Linked DNA regions of Homo sapiens: region 2 is linked to region 1. Evidence: chromatin contacts called from ENCODE Hi-C data. All regions are on one chromosome and are shown on one strand. Each heading gives the region's core, a stretch centred on a gene start or an enhancer-like site at or near the end of the contact. The rest is flanking DNA. Distances are from core to core; before and after follow the strand shown.

Evidence for each region. A loop is a pair of places that touch in the nucleus more often than their neighbours do. Pooled maps may share reads with other maps.
Region 2: a pooled map shows a loop between it and region 1 (3-fold over the local background). The contact joins two enhancer-like sites. A Hi-C loop is called at or near these places in 7 of 168 maps with a recorded cell type or tissue (A673, Right ventricle myocardium inferior, cardiac septum and 3 more), 2 of 37 single-sample maps with no recorded cell type and 5 of 50 pooled maps.

The regions. Positions count from the first base shown.
Region 1 is chr12:108,928,047-108,931,935 of GRCh38, reverse strand. The region is part of intron 11 of SVOP (SV2 related protein); the gene reads left to right. Among named protein-coding and RNA genes, the nearest start is that of DAO, 50 kb to the right of the region's middle. Within about 2 kb of position 1,600, at least 3 of the 41 ENCODE cell types and tissues checked have a DNase peak (open chromatin) inside an H3K27ac peak, as active enhancers do.
Region 2 is chr12:108,662,732-108,666,620 of GRCh38, reverse strand. The region is part of intron 3 of CORO1C (coronin 1C); the gene reads left to right. Among named protein-coding and RNA genes, the nearest start is that of MIR4496, 29 kb to the right of the region's middle. RefSeq lists an enhancer at 1,849-1,918. Within about 2 kb of position 2,145, at least 24 of the 41 ENCODE cell types and tissues checked have a DNase peak (open chromatin) inside an H3K27ac peak, as active enhancers do.

The DNA of each region.
Region 1 (3,889 bases), core at 351-2,850:
TGAGCAATAATTCTAATGTGCACATTAAGTTTGAGGACCAAGTTGGCTCTCCACCACGGCCACATAACAGACTCACCCGGGAAGCATTTTTTTTTTTTTTTTTGAGACGGAGTCTCGCTCAGTCGCCAGGCTGGAGTGCAGTGGCGCAATCTCGGCTCACTGCAAGCTCCACCTCCCGGGTTCAAGTTATTCTCCTGCCTCAGCCTCCCGAGTAGCTGGGACTACAGGCGACCGCCATCACGCCCAGCTAATTTTTTGTATTTTTTAGTAGAGACGGGGTTTCACCATGTTGGCCAGGATGGTCTCAATCTCTTGACCTCGTGATCCACCCACCTCGGCCTCCCGAGGTGCTGGGATTACAGGCGTGAGCCACCATGCAGAGCCGGGAAGCTTTTAAACAGTGCCCAGACCCATTTAATCAGGACTTGGGAGAGCAGGTGGAGCTCAAGCATTAGTAAGTTTTAAAAGCTCTCCATGTGATTCTATTGTGCAGCTGGAGGTGGGAACCTCTGGACAAAAAGAAACAAATGCAAAGAAAAGTCTATATGCTTTTTTATGCCTGTGCTTTTAAGCCATTCTGACTTTTAAGATAACACTAAATTCTCAGCATTGAACTCAGGTTAGAGGATAAAAGAATCAAGTTCCTGCTTGTGTTCGGGGTTTGCCCAATTATCTTTTATATTAGGCCTCTATAATCATAGTTAATAGTTTTGTTTATTGGTATAAGGATTGAGTGAGGTAGTGGAGTCCCATCTCACTGTGGGGGTGTGGGAGAGTCTGTGTTAAATGCTCTGCTGATGTGCTTTGATTGTAGAGTCAATCACAGGGTTTGGTATTGACTGAGCACAGATTGCCTCTCCTAAGAGTAGAATGCTTAAGCTAAGCATCCTAATGCTTAAACTAAGGATTCAGGGGAATGTCGTAAAACAGGGGTTAGCAATCTTTTTCTATAAAAGGTCAGGTAGTAAATATTTTAGGATTTGCAGGCCACATAACTCTGTTGTTTGTAGCAGCACAACAGTGGACGGCATATTGTTAAATTAAGTCCAGCCTAAAGCTGCCTCCTTGCATATTTTAAGTTCAGCCTAAAGTTTCTCCATACATAGTGAGCTGTATGAACTGTAACCTAACTGGATGTGTGAACAGACTGTAATCTACTCTTGTGCCAATCGCTGATTTCCGCCACTCAAAAGCAGTCAACTCACCAGGCGTAGTGGCTCATGCCTGTAATCCCAGGACTTTGGGAGCCGAGGTGGGAGGATCACCTGAGGTCAGGAGTTCAGGACCAGCCTGGCCAACACGGCGAAACCCCATCTCTACTAAAAATACAAAAATTAGCTGAGTGTGGTGGCACATGCCTATAATCCCAGCTACTCAGGAAGCTGAGGCAGAATTGCTTGAACTGGGGAGGCTGAGGCTGCAGTGAGCCGAGAAGACGCCACTGCACTCCAGCCTGGGCAACAAAGCGAGATTCTCTCTAAAAAAAAAAAAAAAAAAAAAGCAATCAACTGTTCAAACTCTATTCAAATAAGGCAAACACTGAGCTGTAACCAGTCCAGCAATTTCTGTATCTCACTTCCGTCTTCTGTTACTTTCCTGTTTCTGTCCATAAACCTTTAAACACTTGGCAGTACCAGTCTGTCTCTGACCCTATTCTGGCTTGGGGGCTGCCTGATTCACGATTTACTGTTTGTTCAATTAAACTCTGTTACATTTAATTTGTCCAAGGTCTTTCTTTTAACAATATAAATGAACAAGCATTGCTTGTGTTTCCATGCAAATTTGAATTTTGGGTCATTTTTATGCCTCATTATTTCCTCTTCTTTTAATTTCTAAAAATCATTCGAAAAAAACATTTTTAGCACATAGGTCAGGCAAAAAACAGGCAAGGGACCAGATTTGGTCAGAGTTTGCCAACCCCTGTTGAAAAGCTCTCTCTTATACCTGGGTGGGAAAGTAAAACTGTAGAACAAGCCCACAGCTGGAAATTAGGAGACCTGGGTTCCAGCACCAAGTACCTGTGTCACTTTGGGCAAGTCATTTACTTAGTATGTATTTTCTACACGCCAGGTACTGGTCTATGTGTCAGTGTCCAAAAAAGCCAGAGCTGGACAGAAGTGAAAGCAGTGAAGGAAAATTTCATTTAGTAACAATTGCAATAGGAGGAGAGAGACCTCAGTATAGAACTGGGCTCCTTTCTGTATACGCAAGTATTCAAAGTGGGGATTTATAGCCAGGGAGCAGGGTGGGGGAGTCAGTGGATGGAAAATTACTAAGAGGAAATGTCAAGGATAAGATGGTTTCTGGTTAAACCGACTTGATAGGATTATTGCTGGGCCAGGCTCATACTCGTAATCCCAGCACCTTGGGAGGCAAAAGTGGGAGGATTGCTTATGCTCAGGAGTTCAAGACCAGCCTGGGCAACATAGTGAGACCCCATTTCTACAAAATGTAGAAAAAATTCGCATGCCTGTGGTCCCAGCTACTCAGGAGGCTGAGGCAGGAGGATTGTCTGGGCCTGGGGAAGTCAAAGCTGCAGTGAGGTGTGATCACACCATTGCATTCCAGCCTGGGCAACAGAGCGAGGCCCTGTCTCTAAAAATATAACTAGCTAACTAACTAACTAACTAACTAAATAAATAAATATTTAAAAAGGACTATTGCTGAAGGCAAGTATAGGGGAGGAAGCATATCTTTCCTTCTATTCATCCTGGTTTTATGACTGAGGCCCCTATAACAAAAGACAGATTAAGAAAAGCATATGAACGTATTTCATCTAAGTTTGATGTGGCATAGGAGCCTTCATAAGGAAAGGAAGACCTGGAGAAATGGTTAAGCCTGAGTATCTTTGTGCCAGATTTGATGAACAGTGGAGAGTCGTAGAGAAATATGACAGGACGAAGAGTGTGACCTAGTGGTAACAAACTGGGGGAAAGTCAGCAAGGCCTGTTCAGATTCTTTTCTGTCCCTGTGTCTTTGGAGATAAGGATTTTCTTTTTCTCTGGGTATAGGCAGGGCACCTCTCACCTGAGGGTTTTATGATTTGCTTCAAAATAAAGTCATAAAATGGCCGGGCATGGTGGTTCATGCCTGTAATCCCAGCACTCTGAGAGGCTGACGCGGGCAGATTGCTTGAACTCAGGAGTTCGAGACCAGCCTGGGCAATATGGTGAAACCCTGTCTCTATCAAAACTACAAAAACTGAGCCGAGTGTGGTGGCGTGCATCTGTGTTCCCAGCTACTTGGGAGGCTGAACTGGGAGGATCGCTTGAGCCTGAGAAGCGGAGCTTGCTGTGAGACGAGATTGTACCACTGCATTCCAGCCTGGGTGACAGAGTGAGGTTCTGTCTCAAAAAAAAAAAAAAAATCAGAAAATCCGTCTGGGTTTTATGACCTGCTTCAGGGGTGAGGGGCAAAGGAAGGTCAGAGGCCCCTTCTCCACATGCTGTTTCTCCAATTATTTTGACTTAAAATATTCAAAATGCCAAGGTGCCATATTTGAGGGTTGGCATGTCCTGAACCCCATCACAGGCCAGGGTGATAAGAAATCAAGGGTGGGGGGTGAGGAATTGGATCAAAAATATCAAAGGTGTGCATTTTCGCTAGACTGATTCAGCAGTATCTTGTCAAAACTAGACAGAGCCCAAGGGTGAGGATGAAATTTTAAAAAGACTCAGAGGAGCCTGACAAAAGTTTGGTTAAAATGGTGGGGGTCAGGGGGGTGTGGGGGTTGGCTGCGCATGGTGGCTCACACCTGTAATCCCAGCACTTTGGGAGGCTGAGGCAGGTGGACCACTTGAGGTCAGGAGTTTGAGACCAGCCTGGCCAAAATGGTGAAACTCATCTCTACTAAAATACAAAAAGTAGCCAGGCATGATGGCATGTGCCT
Region 2 (3,889 bases), core at 896-3,395, 270 kb after region 1:
CTTCTGTTTGTTGTTGTCCCTGAGCTGCAGGAACATCAGTCCAAACCGAGCAGGCCATCACCCAGAGTAGCAGACAACCCTGAAGAGGGCAGAGAGCCACATAATGACAGGCCTGTGAGCATGGCCTTTGGGTGCCAGCCAGAGCATGTGTATGCTGAGTGTGGAAAGACCTACAGACCGCCCCCAACCCCCAAGCTCTTTCCACAGTCCACCGTAGAGAACACCACCCCCTCTTTACCAGTGGACACAAGAATTCTGTTGTCTTCTTATTTCATTTCAGAGACTTTTTCACTCACTTTCTTCTCGCATTGCAGTCCTTGTGCTTATAGTATTAGCTTTTTCACTCTGGTGCTTTTTCCCTAGCAGCTCCTGAGCCAGCTTCTTTATGGCATTGTTTAAATGCTGCATGCACTTTTTAGAAAATTGCTCTACACATCTGCGTGTTTTATTTTGAGACTGGATATTCAATTTCTCCTCATATTCTGCTCTACTTTCACCTAAGTCTTGTTCATCCTTAGAGGTCACCTCCTCAGGGAGCCCTCCTGGGTGGACCAAGCTTGGTTAGCAGGAAGCTAATTTCGTAGTAGTGCGGTCGGCTTATGCCAGCATAGCATTGGTTGCACTGTGCAATAATACCAACTAACACTCAGTGTCTGCCTTATGCCAGGCATTCTTCTAAATGTGTCAGTTTCATGTTACCATGTTAGTCTTCAAACCGCCTCACAGAAGGCAGGTTCAATATTAAGTCCTGGAAAGGTTAGGTGAATGTCCTCAAGGTCACACCACTATGTGACTGAATCAGGAATTCAGTCACATCAGTCTGGCCAGAGCCCATAATCTCAGCCCTGCTGTGTACTGTCTCTGCATTCTGGAGGCACTATGTGTGTGTCTGGCTCTGTGCTGAGGGTTAATTAATTCCTTAATTCTCTTAGCACACCTCGCAGGCATAGGTACTAATGTTTTCTCTATGCAGTGATGTTTGCCAGGATCATCACAGGTAGTGGCCCAGGCAGGATTTGAACCAGACTCTGCCTGACTCTGGTGCTCACTCTCTAACTGTCTGTATCACACCACTTGGATTTGTTGTCTTTGATTTTCAGTCTGATAGAAGTCTCTGCTTTCTGTTAGACCATCAACTTCTCAAGAGCAGGGCCTGTATTTAGTTACCCAGTACTAGATGGGTTACAATACAATTTATTGTAACTCAATAAATGTGTTACAAGAAAGAGTTAACCAAGGTAGTAAAATGGCTTAGGTGCTTGTCTTATGTGAATAAACCCAGCTGAGGGAACCGTTAAACCAGCTGGAGGTGAGGTAAAGAAGGAACACACAGAGTTTCCTTATTTTAAAAATTAATAAATGTTGCTTCATCATTAAAATTTTCTTTTAATCCAGGAAAAGATGATGGGGAGAAGCTAGAGAAAGGAAAAGGTTAAGTCCCCATTATGAGCTCTGCTTCTGCCCTCATATTTTAAGGTTGGAAATGCTGATTATAAACAAAGTCTCCCATCACTCCACGTCTCATTAGTGATTTGGAAAATGCACTAGCTGTGCTCAGAGTGAGACACAGAGGCGTTTTCAGTCCTTGCAAGGAAACCCAGCAGGCCATGGTTGGGGTGCCATCTGGAGATTGAAGGTGGTATTACCACTCTGTCAGTTCTAAGTGGGGTCACAGTGCATCTTGCAAAATGCTTTTCCTGTTGAGTCACTGAAGTCCCATTTCATAATTGTTTTTCTGTCGACTTCATGCTTTGATCAAATTAGTAGTCACTGTTTTCTGTTTGTTCTGTTCAAAATGTCAGTCCTGCTTTATATTCAGATAGTCAAGTTCAATGTGGAGTTGTTTCACTAATCATAAATTCTTGAATAAAAATAGTGCATGTCAGGATGAAAGCTAACATGCAGTAATGGAGGAGAGCAGATGCCCATGTTCTCCGCAGGGGAAAGAGGCCTGGGTCAAGGTCTCTTCCGCAGAGGGAGGGAGAGGGCAGGGTAGGTCTTCCTTTTCCTTCTATGCTTGTTCACACCTGCCTTGCTTAAAATTTGGCTCTGGGGAAATTAGGTGATGTTCTAAGCTTGGGCCCTCAAAATGCAGGTTTATTTTTGTTATGATTTGCATAAGGGGTTATATTTAGCCTGGGCAGAATTTAGCTGTAAAAATGAACAAATCACTCAACTCATGACTTTTTCCCACTCTTCAGAATGGCAAACTTTTTGTTCTCATTTTTTGCAGGACAGTAGAACTGAGCTGAACCCTAAACACTCATCCAGTCTAGATCTCTGCCTTCCACTAAGCAATTGAAAACAGACAATTGTTTGTCTCCTTCTTTAAAGTTCCCACAAAGGAAAATTCTTTTTCTCACGTGTTCTAGTGTTGAACATGATTTTTCATTGACAAGTTCTTAAATTTTTCATGAGCTAGTTCCTCAAAATCATTTTCTGATGGTAAATTTACTTGTTTTAATCTTCATGTAGAAGATAATGATTTTAAACTTTAGCTTTTTCATAAACTTAAATATTATTTAATATCTGGTCTTCGGTAGGGTTCTTGATGCTACTCAGCTTACCTGTAACTCAGCCCTTTTCTTAGAGGTTGTTTGTTTCTTAACCTTTTGAAACCTTTGTTGTTCATTGTTAAACATAAAGTCTTTCATTCCTTCCACTCATACTTTCCCTGTCCCTTTCTCCCCCTGTGCCCAGGCATGTCCCCAATTAAGATGTGGTGAGTCTTCTGCATGTCTTCACTAGTCAAGAGGATTTTCTTAAATAACAAGTTTTATTGAGATATAATTCACATAGAATTCACTCATTTAAAATGTACAATTCACTGAGTTTTAGAATATTCACAACCATCACCACAGACAATTATAGAAAATTTTCATCACCTCATATAGAAACCCAAATCCTTTAGCTATCACCCCTCCACCTGCCTCCCTCCACTCTCCCCAACACTAAGCAACCACTATTCTACTTTCTGTCTTTACGGATTTGCCTATTCTGGACATTTCACATACATGGAATCCTGCAATATGCGGTCTTCTATGTCTGGCTTCTTTCACTTTGCATAATGTTTTTAGAGTTTGCTCATGTTGTAGCATGTATCAGTACTTCATTCTTTTTTATGGCCAAATAATATTCCAGTGTATGAATATGTCGCATTTTGTTCAGCCATTTATCGATAGATGGATATTTGGGTTGTTTCCACCTTTGGGCTATTACAAATAATGCTTCTATGAACATTCTTGTACAAGTTTTTGCATAGACACATAGTTTCCATCCTCTTGGGTATATCCCTAGGAGTGGAATTACCGGATCATATGATAACTCTGTTTAATCATTTAAGGAACTGCCAGGCTGTTTTCCAAGGTCTGCCACCAAATGGTGGCTATACCATTTTACATTTTCACCAGCCATGTGTGCAGGCTCTGATTTTTTCACATGCTTGTGAACACTTGTTATCTGTCTTTTTGATTCTAGCCATCCTAATGGGCATGAAGAGAGAGCTTGTGGTTTTGATTTGCATTTCTGTAATTACTAATAATGCCAAACATCTTTTCATGTGCTTTTTCGCCATTTATATGTCTTCCTTGAAATGTCTATTTAGATGACTGGCCTATTTTTCAATTGGGTTATTTGTCCTTTGGTTGAATTCTAAGAGTTCTTTCTATATTCAGGCTATGGGTCTCTTATCAAATGTATGATTTGTAAGTTATTTTCTCCCATTCTGCAGGTTGTTTTTTCACTTTCTTCATAGTGTCCTTTGAAGCACAAAAGCTTTTAATTTTGATGAGGTCTAATTCATTTTTTTCTTTTGTAATATTTTCTATAATACATGTTATAAAAATATTAAGTGTATTTTTGTTTTCCAAGTGTAAAATTATAGAAAATA